2 separate regions of the Homo sapiens genome follow, and region 1 is linked to region 2. Evidence: chromatin contacts called from ENCODE Hi-C data. All regions are on one chromosome and are shown on one strand. Each heading gives the region's core, a stretch centred on a gene start or an enhancer-like site at or near the end of the contact. The rest is flanking DNA. Distances are from core to core; before and after follow the strand shown.

What was found. Hi-C counts contacts between places; a loop is a spot of excess contacts on that map. Pooled maps may share reads with other maps.
Region 1: a loop to region 2 is called in a map of B cell, with 16 times the contacts of the local background. The contact joins the enhancer-like site here to the promoter of MAML1 in region 2. A Hi-C loop is called at or near these places in 1 of 168 maps with a recorded cell type or tissue (B cell), 1 of 37 single-sample maps with no recorded cell type and 4 of 50 pooled maps.

The regions. Positions count from the first base shown.
Region 1 is chr5:179,967,961-179,973,057 of GRCh38, forward strand. RNF130 (ring finger protein 130) reads right to left here. Exons shown (of 9, transcript NM_018434.6): 6 at 2,450-2,546. Among named protein-coding and RNA genes, the nearest start is that of MIR340, 45 kb to the right of the region's middle. Within about 2 kb of position 3,216, at least 11 of the 41 ENCODE cell types and tissues checked have a DNase peak (open chromatin) inside an H3K27ac peak, as active enhancers do; they include B cell, where a contact is called at or near this core.
Region 2 is chr5:179,729,111-179,734,910 of GRCh38, forward strand. MAML1 (mastermind like transcriptional coactivator 1) reads left to right here and starts at 3,712. Exons shown (of 5, transcript NM_014757.5): 1 at 3,712-4,317. The coding sequence starts at 4,003. CANX (calnexin) reads left to right here. Exons shown (of 15, transcript NM_001746.4): 15 at 1-2,531. RefSeq lists enhancers at 3,255-3,354, 4,116-4,616 and silencers at 3,805-4,004, 4,245-4,304.

The sequences.
Region 1 (5,097 bases), core at 1,966-4,465, 240 kb after region 2:
TTTTGTTATAAACAGAGGAGAAAAGTATTAGCACTTAATATACTTAACAAACAGGCTGGGCGCGGTGGCTCACGCCTGTAATCCCAGCACTTTGGGAGGCCGAGGCGGGCAGATCACGAGGTCAGGAGATCGAGACCATCCTGGCTAACACGGTGAAACCCCGTCTCTACTAACAATACAAAACATTAGCCGGGCATGGTGGCGGGTGCCTGTACTCCCAGCTACTCGGGAGGCTGAGGCAAGAGAATGGCATGAACCCAGGAGGCGGAGCTTGCGGTGAGCCGAGATCGCACCACTGCACTCCAGCCTGGGCGACAGAGCAAGACTGTCTCAAAACAAACAAACAAACAAACAAAAAAAGAAGGCGGCGGCTAGCGGTAACAACAGAGGGTAAGTTACTGTTTTTCAAGTTTCTACACTGTTGGCCAGGCACGGTGGCTCACGCCTGTAATCCCGGCACTGTGGGAGGCCGAGAAGGGCAGATCACTTGAGGTCAGGAGTTTGAGACCAGCCTGGCCAACATGGGGAAACCCCATCTCTACTAAAAACACAAAAATTAGCCAGGTGTGGTGGCAGGTGCCTGTAATCCCAGCTACAAGGGAGGCTGAGGCATGAGAACTGCTTGAACCTGGGAGGTGGAGGTTGCAGTGAGCTGAGATCACACCACTGCACTCCAGCCTGGGTGACAAAGGGAGACTCTGTCTCATAAAAAAAAAAAAAAAAAAAAAGAGAGAAAGTTTCTACACTGTGCTAGGCATCATGGCAGATGCTCTATGTTAGACCAGTCTGAAATGGGGGTGAGTTTGCTCCCTGGGGGACATCTGGCAACGTCTGGAGACATTTCTGACTGTCGTGGCTGTGGTGCCATGCTACTAGCATTTAGATGCTGCTGAACGGTCTACGATGCACAGGACAGCCCCCACAAGAAGGGATTGTCCAGTCCATGGTGTCACTAATGCCCGATACTTTGAGAAATCCCATCACTACTGACATGATCTCTGGAGACAAAGGACAAATGGGGCATTACTGCCCAACTGTATACACTGAAACTGTGTTTGACAGTATATTTAAAATAAGATGACTTCGATCTCCTTTGGGTTGCAAGCTAAAATGAGTTCATCTGTTGGATCAAACTAAACTTTTTGTTCCATAAGGAGATCATTCTTTCATTCTTTTTTGAGACCAGAAACTATGTTATTTTCCAATAAAAAGCATAACCCTGGCTATACATGCTTCTCTTAAGCAAGGGCTAACGAAGGTCCTTGGTTACTCAAGTCAGTGTTGACCTGGCACCTGCCACAGCTGGACTCTGGCACGCCTGGCGACAGCCCCTGCCAGGCTGTGGTTGTCAACAGTTCTCCTTGGGCTCCAGTCACTGCCTGCCTTCTCTGCTTGCAACTTACCAACCCTCAAGAGATCAAAGTCAAACTTCAGGCTAAAGAACATAAGCAATGACATCGTTTTATATTATGCCAAGCACAGAGGAGTTTATGACTGGAACAGAGTCAACAGCATACAGCCTACCTTCTAAAGGTAGGTACTGGAATGAAGAAAAATCATGTCCTTCTCTCTTTCTTCATCCCATACTCATCGACCAACAGAAGCACCCTTTTAAAAGTGGACCATGCCAGGTGTGGTGACTCACGCCTATAATCCCAGCACTTTGGGAGGCTGAGGCAGGAGGATCACTTGAGGCCAGGAGTTGAGACCCGCCTGAACATCTTGTCTCTTCAAAACATAAAAAAGTGGCCAGGCACGGTGGCTCACGCCTGTAACCCCAGCACTTTGGGAGGCAGAGGCGGGTGGATCACCTGAGGTCAGGAGTTGGAGACCAGCCTGGACAACATGGTGAAACCCTGTCTCTACTAAAAATACAAAAAATTAGCCAGGGGTGGTGACGGGCACCTGCAATCCCAGCTACTCAGAAGGCTGAGGCAGGAGAATCGCTTGAACCTGGGAGGCGGAGGTTGCAGTGAGCCAAGATCGTGCCATTGTACTCCAGCTTGGGCAACAAGAGCAAAACTCCCTCTCAAAAAAACAAAAAAGTTAGCCAGGCATGGCGGTGTATGCCTGTAGTCCCAGCTACTCAGAAGGCGAGGTGGGAGGACTGCTTGAACCCAGGAGTTCGAGGTTACAGTAAGCTATGATTGCACCACTACACTCCAGCTTGGGCCACAGAGTGAATCCTTGTCTCTTAAATTTAAAAAAAGAAAAAAAAAGGCCTAGTAGAGTTATTTACCTTCTCTTCCAGGAGTTCTCTGAGATGGATTAGACTTCTTAGTAATCTGGTAAAAAGGTCCTGTTGGGCTTACATGGTTACATGGCAAATATAGCCAGTGTTTTCTTCTGTGTCTTAGTCATGCCTCCTATTATGCCAATTATGTTATATTGTATTACACATACATATAATAATATACAAAAGTGGTAACAAATAAAATAGGAAACGTACCACAATTCCCAGGGCCTTCAATATATTAAGTTTGCACATAGGACAGGTACAATGTTCACTAAGCCAGGGATCCACGCAGGATTTGTGGAAAACATGCCTATAAAATAATGGAGAATTATGTCACAAGTTACATACCAAGAAACTTATTAGGCCAAAATGGAAAGAAAGGGAATTTTTAGTTAAGTTTTCTTTTCCCCCTTTCAGGACATATTTTAAGCCCCAAGAGACAAATATTGGGAATTTATTAAAATATAACTTGCAGAAAATCTCCTGAGCCCAACCTCATATGTACAACACCGTGTAAGAACTGCTAAGTAGGATTTGGTTGTTTGGGCCTTTTATTTTACCAAATTCCAAAAAGGACTAATGGAAACTTAGAAAATTTATTAAGAATGAAAATAATCACACCTTATAAACCAGTTATGCTTTCTACAATAGCTAACATAGAAAAATGGAGTTTCAAAAAGATACTAAATCATGGCTAAGTGAAGAGTTCTCTGTATAGTGATTAGTTTTTTGGCACCCTGATTGAATGTCATTTAAAACATCATTTTTAAAAACTTCTAAGCAACTTATGTTGAATGTTTATAAAAGCTACAGGGAAGCTGAAACTATTTTAAGGGGTAAACTGTGCCTAGATTCAAGTAACACTCAGCAATTTTCAGCTGAAATGTTAACGGGGGAGGATGGGAGATTTTCTCTCTTATTCAGGCAAGTAGAAAGTCACAGTCTTGTGACTGGAAATAAGTCAGTCATACAGGGTTTTGCATTCTTAAAAAAAGGAACTTGTGCCCTCCGGAAGAGCTGCAGAAATTACTTCTCAAGCTCTAGCACCCGGCCCAGCAGCCTTCTGAAGCTCTAGAGTCCTGGCCAAACAGGGAGAAGGTGGGTGCCAGGACAGACGTTCAGGGCAGCTTTGGAAGAAACACTAATCTGAGTTTGGGATAAGATAAAAGAAATTTTTGTTTGTTTGTTTTTGAGACGGAGTCTTGCTCTGTCGCCCAGGCTGAAGTGCAGTCGTGCAATCTCTGCTCACTGCAAGCTCCGCCTCCCGGGTTCACACCATTCTCCTGCCTTAGCCTCACAAGCAGCTGGGACTACAGCAGCCCGCCACCACGCCCAGCCAATTTTTTGTATTTTTAGTAGAGACGGGGTTTCACCATGTTAGCCAGGATGGTTTCCATCTCCTGACCTCGTGATCCGCCCGCCTCGGCCTCCCAAAGTGCTGGGATGACAGGCGTGAGCCACCACACCCGGCCAAGATAAAAGAAATTTTTAAGTAAGATGCCAAATTGAATCATGGTATATACCTTTACAACTTTGATTGTCAATTTCTAAGTTAATGTTATTTACAGCTGTTTAAAAATGCAGTTTTGATTTATAAAAAGAGGTCTAGAGAACTCAGTTTCTACTGGGATCTGGAACAAACATTCATGCTTACAACTTTGGCCTGAACAATATACACACACGTCTGCCTATCACTGTTTGATGGCCTTATACTCACTTCTTTGGGGACAAGAGTAAAGATCTTGAAGAATGAATTTATCAATCTAGTCTTAAATTCACAGACAATGAAATAACCAGAACCATCACCCCTGAAGGCATTTATTTAAACCTTAAAGCTTTTACTTAAGGGCTGGAAACCCACCAATCCATAGGTAAGCCCCAGATACATTCAGTACACCTAAGGCGTTATGTCTTGTTACTCGTAGCCTCTGTGTGTGGAGTGGTTCCTTACTCCAGGGTGTCCCCAGGGCCAGCTGGACTTTCCAGCAGGGGTCAAGTGCACTAATGCTGGCTACTGACCAACAAAGACCACAACAGGCTTAACCCTTTTGGGGCATACAAACTCCCTTAGATCTGATAGAAGTTACAGAACCTCCCTCTGAAAAGTCACGGGGACGCAAATGCCTAGTACCTTGCATACATTTTCAGGAGGAGTACGGACCTATGCACTGGGTTAGCGCTAGGGTGGGGTGGCCGGGAAGGTGCTGCAGGTCAGGCCTACACAGGGTGGACGATGGGACTTGGCTGACTGACAGGTAATGGAAGACATATGATGCTGTGACCTCTGATCAAGGCTCTGGTGCAGGAATGGGAGGCATCCCGCTGGGGGTCGGGGGAGGCCTAGGTGCCTTGACTTCTGATCAGGGCTCTGGTGCAGGAGTGAGAGGTATCCAGATGAGGGTGGGGGGTGGCTGGGCTTGCTGAACTGTTGGTGGGGACCTGGTAAAGCCGCAGCACCACCTGGGGGGATGGAGGTGCGGCTCTGGTGCTCCCTACTGGGGCCAGATTTTGCTTTGCCCTTTTCTTATTGTTCCGTCTTTCTTTTCTCTTACTATCCAGAAAGAACCAAATGGTATAATCCTCATATTTCATTTTTAAAGCTGCATGAGTACAGTGTTCTCTGCCTGTTTCTTTAACCTGAAATTAGTTATAAATATGTTTGGGTTCTTGAGTAACTGTTTCCTTCTAGGATTATTGATATAAAAGAAGTGCCCACCCCTCTGTTTTACTAAACAATTAAAAATTTCTCCTCTAGGCTGTGGGGTACTATGAAGAAAAACAAAAAAGACCAACTGGTTCTCTGGTGACAAATTTAGAAAACCTCCCTTCCTCAGCTAAATGAAAATCTGAAATATTTTTGG
Region 2 (5,800 bases), core at 2,462-4,961:
AATTGATAATTACGTTTAAAGTGCAGTCATTTGTGGTTAGAATCTTGTTTTGTTTGCTTCCATTATTGAGTTCCTCCTAAGGAAATTGAGGAGAGGGACTGAATAGAAGCCCAAATTCATATAAAAGTTGCGTTTAAGTTGTATTAAAAATAGATATATAAGAAAAAATTCTTTCACTTGATGTTTGTTAGACCAGAAAGTGTGTGTGTTCTGTAGCTCAGTTCCCAGACAGCTTTTTAGGTAGTGGAGGAGGTGGCTTCATGTGGCACTTGGGCATTTATATTCCACTTGGGAGGGTCAGGCTGTGGCCTTCTGGAGCAGGTGGCTTGTTAAGGAATGCTAGCAGGGCATGGCACGTGAGCTCCGGAATAGATGTCTTCATCACTTCTTCCACTGTGTGTTGACACTGTTTTCCTTACCTATTTCCTCAGATCCCCAGCTTTCTCCTCTGCTATGCATTTTCTTCACAGTGCAGCTTGCAGTCCGTTGCTGAAAATGATTATAAGCCCTGCATAATGTTAAGCTTTATTGTGATTACGTGTATGTTTCTTCTTTCTTTTAAGCAGACCCATACCTTTCCAGGGTCAAAGTACAGAATAGAATACATTGATACAAAGTACAGAAAAATACTTTGATTTTTATCCATTTCTTTTACTCTGTGTAAAGACTTGAGAAGTCTAATTCACAGGCAAACCAATACAGAATTGACTGCAGTTGAACAGACTAGAAGTATTTGTGGGAGGAGTGACATGAAGCATGAGTTATCTGATTTTTTTTGTAGCTGCTATATATTTTAAGCCTTCATTTGCAATTCATGTAACAGTTGTGTCATAAATTACACAATAAAGCAGTCCTGTTCAAATTTTTTTTTAACGTGGCTTGTAGAATTTTTAAAAAAGTGATCTTAGGTTTGTTTTTTCATGCGGGATGCAGATGGGTGCTATCAGAGCCTCTCCCACACCACTATAGTGTAATAATGTTATTATTACTCTACACTGAAACGTATTCAGAGTTAGATATTATTTTAGCTTCAGTTGTTCTTTAGAGGCTTTCAAATGTACCGATGATACTGTTTCTTGCACTGAATATATAAACACTCCACAGTGTTTATATTGGGAAGATATTGGGAAGGAAATATATTTGTAAAAGATGAAGGCTGTATCTATTTTTTTTTCTTTTTAAAGTTTGTTCACTTAAATTCTTTTGAGGATGGGATGTATTTTTCTTGCTGTTCAGTGCTTTTTCCTTTTCATCTGTTGTTCTGTGGTCACAGTGACCTTAGCTACATAGCAGACTTTCCCAAATGTATTGATTACAAATAAACAGTTGTTACTTAGCAAGACCTGAAAATATGTCTGCAGGTTTCTCCTTGAAGCAAATGTGTGGGATCATTGCATTTCCAGAAATCTGCCTCCTTCACCCTCCGTTGACAGTATATGTCATGCCTCACTTTCTTCTAGCTGAGCTTTAAATCATTAGAGCTTAAATTGTCAGATCGTTCATTGCCTTTCCAGGGTTATTTAGTAAAGTTTGTTGAAAACAAAAACGCCTTTTCTTGGTTCTTTTTTCAGTTATTTTGAAGGTCCAGCATCCTGATTAAATGTCTGACACATTAATGAATGACCAGCAGCAGCTTTCAGCTCTTAAAAAGACACTTATATTTTGATTTTACATGCTGGTTACCTGTTCCATTGTTGTCAAATGCCCACTCTCCATCAGATGTGTTCCTCCATTTTCTTATCCACAAAGTACTCCTCACTTTTCAATTTGTCATGTTACTAAATGGTGTTACATTAAAGCCCTGTGTTAAGTGTCTGCTTTTGACTGAATTTCTTCATAGTAACCTTCAGTGTGTGTGTGTGACTATGTTCAATTAGTGGGTTGATCTTCGTATAATTGGCCACTATGTGAGAGTTCACTACTAGGCAGAAACTATTATGGACAGTGAAATAATGACTTTTATCTCACCACGTGAGTTTGATGCAGTCTTTTCTGTCTAGCCCTTGCCTCTTCCTGCCCATGTGATTGCGGTGCAGTAGTTTCTGTTGTATAATAGTGTGGACAGCAGCTCAGAAAAGGAGGGAATGCTACTGATAATTTGTAGATAATATTCTTTAAGACTTAGGGGAACCATTGAACTTTGAAATTTTTATTAGAAAATTATTTGTTCAGAATCAGACTCCATTATTTTACATATACTTAAATACTTTAGGGGTATTTTTGAAAGTTAGCCCAGTTTTTTATGTGCTATTAAATTTTTAGATTACATACTAAAGAAAAGTATGTACACAGAATGTAGTGCTCCTAGTTACTATTTTTTCTATTAAGAAATAGTTTAGTTCTGGTGTAAAATTTGTTTGAATGCTAAAAAAAAAAAAGCAGGACTGCATTATGGCACTTTTGCCTTGGTGGCCCACTTTCTCCATTTAAAACATTAGGATTTGTATTTTTCTGCTGCGTTTGTATGAAGACATATTTGATTGTTGTTTTCTCTTGATTTTAAAATAAAACCTCATGAGCCCTAGTAAAAAGCTAGAGTAACGAATGTTTGAACTACTGATGGTGTATCTCAATGTGCAGCCTCCTGCCACCTCCTGCTTAACCTTTTAGCAATTAGAGTGCCCATATCTAGAGTTCCTGATATCCTTTGGCATCACACTATCTAGTTTTAGTACTAACACTGTTTGATTGCTCCAGTCCCTCTACTCCCCTTTGCCTATTAGTTTTAATAATGGGGCATAATTTGTCTTGGTTTGGTTTTGTTGAGTAACTCAGTTTTACCTAAAGGACTGTTTTTGGTCCGGCGCGGCGGCTCACGCCTGTAATCGCGGTACTTTGGCAGGCCGAGGTGGGCGGATCACCTGAGGTCAGGAGTGGGAGACCAGCCTGACCGACATGGAGACACCCCGTCTCTACTAAAAATACAAAATTAGCCGCGCGTGGTGGCGCATGCCTGTAATCCCAGCTACTGGAGAGGCTGAGGCAGGAGAATCGCTTGAGCCTGGAAGGCGGTGGTTGTGGTGAAACGTCGTCCTTTGCATTTCCAGTTCCCTCTAATGGAGCTGCACTCTTGCATGCTTTTGCTCACATCTTCTGGACTTTTTTTTTAAGTAGTGAGTAATACTGCACTTTTGAAACTTGCTCGGGCTTTTACAAATAGGTGGAAACTACCAGTGATTCGGAATGTTGCAAGAGGAAACTACCAGCTCACTAGACGATTCTGACCAATTATGGGGCTGGATACAAGGAATAAGGTCAAAGTAAAACGGCTGACATTAAAATAGCGTGGCTACTTAGAGTTTATCAAAGTCGAAATTTAAAAAATAATTTAAAAAAAAGGTCTCTGTACTGCCAGGCGGGCGACAGGGACTGGCCAGCTGCGCCGCACTCGCCTGCCAGATTCCCCTTTTCTCGGGGTAGCCGGAAGGGCCTGCCTTCAGCGGGTGCTGTGCAGGAAACCAATAGCCGCCTCTTGGACGGGCTCCTGTCAGTCACGCTTAGCTCCGCCCCCAGGATTAAGGCCCGCCCAGGGGCTTCCCTCCGCCCTTCGCTTGAGAATTCCTTTTAAATACCGCTCTGGCGCCCGAGCGCGCCTCTTGCGTGCTCGTCCCCACGCCCTCGGGCGGCCGGTTCTTCCTTCTCTGATTGGCCAGGGCCCCTGCTCATCAGTCGTGATGCACAAGGTCTCTTACCGAGGCCCCGCCTTCTTCCGAGAGGCCCGAAAACAATTTTAAGATGGCGGCCGCGGCGGTAGCGCGGAAAACAATGGGGCCGGGGCGGTGGGGAGAGGCCGAGGCTTGAGGTAGGCAGCAAGCGCCGGCTGGGGGTCGGGCCGAGCGGGGCAGGAGGAAAACCCGCCGCCGCGCGCGAGCCCGCTCCGCTGCCCTCGGGGGCATGGCGCGGCCGTGAGGCGGAGAGGGGTAGCCGCGGGGAGCGAAGCCCGCAGTGCCAGCCGGCCCCGAGAGGCCCGGCCCCGGGCCCGGCCCGTGCAGCCCGCGGCCCATGGTGCTGCCCACCTGCCCCATGGCGGAGTTCGCGCTGCCGCGGCACAGCGCGGTCATGGAGCGCCTTCGCCGGCGCATCGAGCTGTGCCGGCGCCACCACAGCACCTGCGAGGCCCGCTACGAGGCCGTGTCGCCCGAGCGCCTGGAGCTGGAGCGCCAACACACCTTCGCCCTGCACCAGCGCTGCATCCAGGCCAAGGCCAAGCGCGCCGGGAAGCACAGGCAGCCGCCCGCCGCCACGGCCCCGGCGCCCGCCGCCCCGGCCCCGCGCCTGGACGCCGCTGACGGCCCCGAGCACGGCCGCCCGGCCACGGTGAGTAGGGCGCGGGAAGGCGCTTGTCGTGGCGGCAGCCCCCTCTCCCGAAAACGCTTCCTCTGACGCGGATCGGGCCGCTGGGAGACTTCCCCAGGCGTCCGCGACTCCTGGATCTGGCTGGAGAGAGGGTAACATGGCAGGGAGCTGAGAGGTTGTCATCTTTGGGAAGTGGCACGGTGGCGTTACTTTGGGAAAACAGCGCCTTGAGGGCCTTGCAGGAGGCCCGACCTGGGAAGGCTGGCGAACGCTAACCGGAGGGTTTTTCTTCCAGACTTGATTCCGGGATGTTGAGATCTTTATTCGAAATAGACTAGCATTCGAGTCGCCTGTGATGGAGGGAGTTCCTGCACCGTAGGCCTGGCCTCATTTATTCTGCAAATGTTTATTGGGTCCTTGCCCTTTACAAGATCCTGTGCTGTGAGCAGGATCAGGGCTTTCATGTGGAAATAAGTCGGCCTTTGGTTGACCAACTGAAACTCCTCTGAATGGAAAATCAAGAAATTTTTGGAAAACTTAGTAAAATGTTCAATGAGTTGCATATAAGTATTCCTTGTTTAGGTAGCCTGAACTTTGTGAACTTGAGATTCCTGCAATATTGTTGACAATTCTAGTTTTAATTTATCAGGCCTGTTTAAAATCTCTGATGATGTTAGATTGTTGGTCAATTATTACTCCCTTTGGGCTCTCAGTAAATGTTCCTGAAATTTGTTGGTTAGAGGTTTTTCTTCCTGAAACAGATTTACAAAAGAGACAAGGTTTTTCAGTGGTTTTCTTGGGGATTTTAGTTTAAAACCAATGTTAAAATCTAATTTGTTATGTGTATTTTTAAATTCATACCTTTATTATCTCTCACCTGGGCTATTGCAGTGCCTGTCCCTAGCTAACTAACCAGTCTGTAGGCATTTAGTTTCTTTCTCCCTTATTCTCGAAATGCTGGAAATCCTTCTCTTGCTTGAAAGGATGAAGTTCAAAGTCTTTAGTTTGGCATTTGGGACCAGTCTGACCTAACCTATCTTTTAATGTCCCTCACAGGTCCTCTGCTCTGGTTGAATTATTTTTCTCATTCTCTTCCACACTAGCCTCGATTGCTGGGTTAGAAGAAAAAAAACCACTCAGATTTCATTGCTTATTGTATCAACTGGTCAAGCCTTCTCATCTTCACTTTTCTCATCTGTAAACTAGGGGCATGTTGGGCTTATTATCGCCCCGTGTTCTTTCCCTGCCCTCCCCTCACTCTGTCGCCCAGGCTGGAGTGCAGAGGCACAGTCATGTCTCACTGCAGCCTCAACCTTCCTGGCTCAAGACTCCTCAATCCTCCCGCCTCAGCCTCCTCAGTCCTCCCGCCTCAGCCTCCTGAGTAACTGGGATCAACCACAGCTGCACATCACCATGCCTGGCTAAATAAAAAAAGTTTTTTTTCTGTTAGAGATGGGGTCTCACTATATTGCCTAGGCTGGTCTTGAACTCCTGGGCTCAAGTG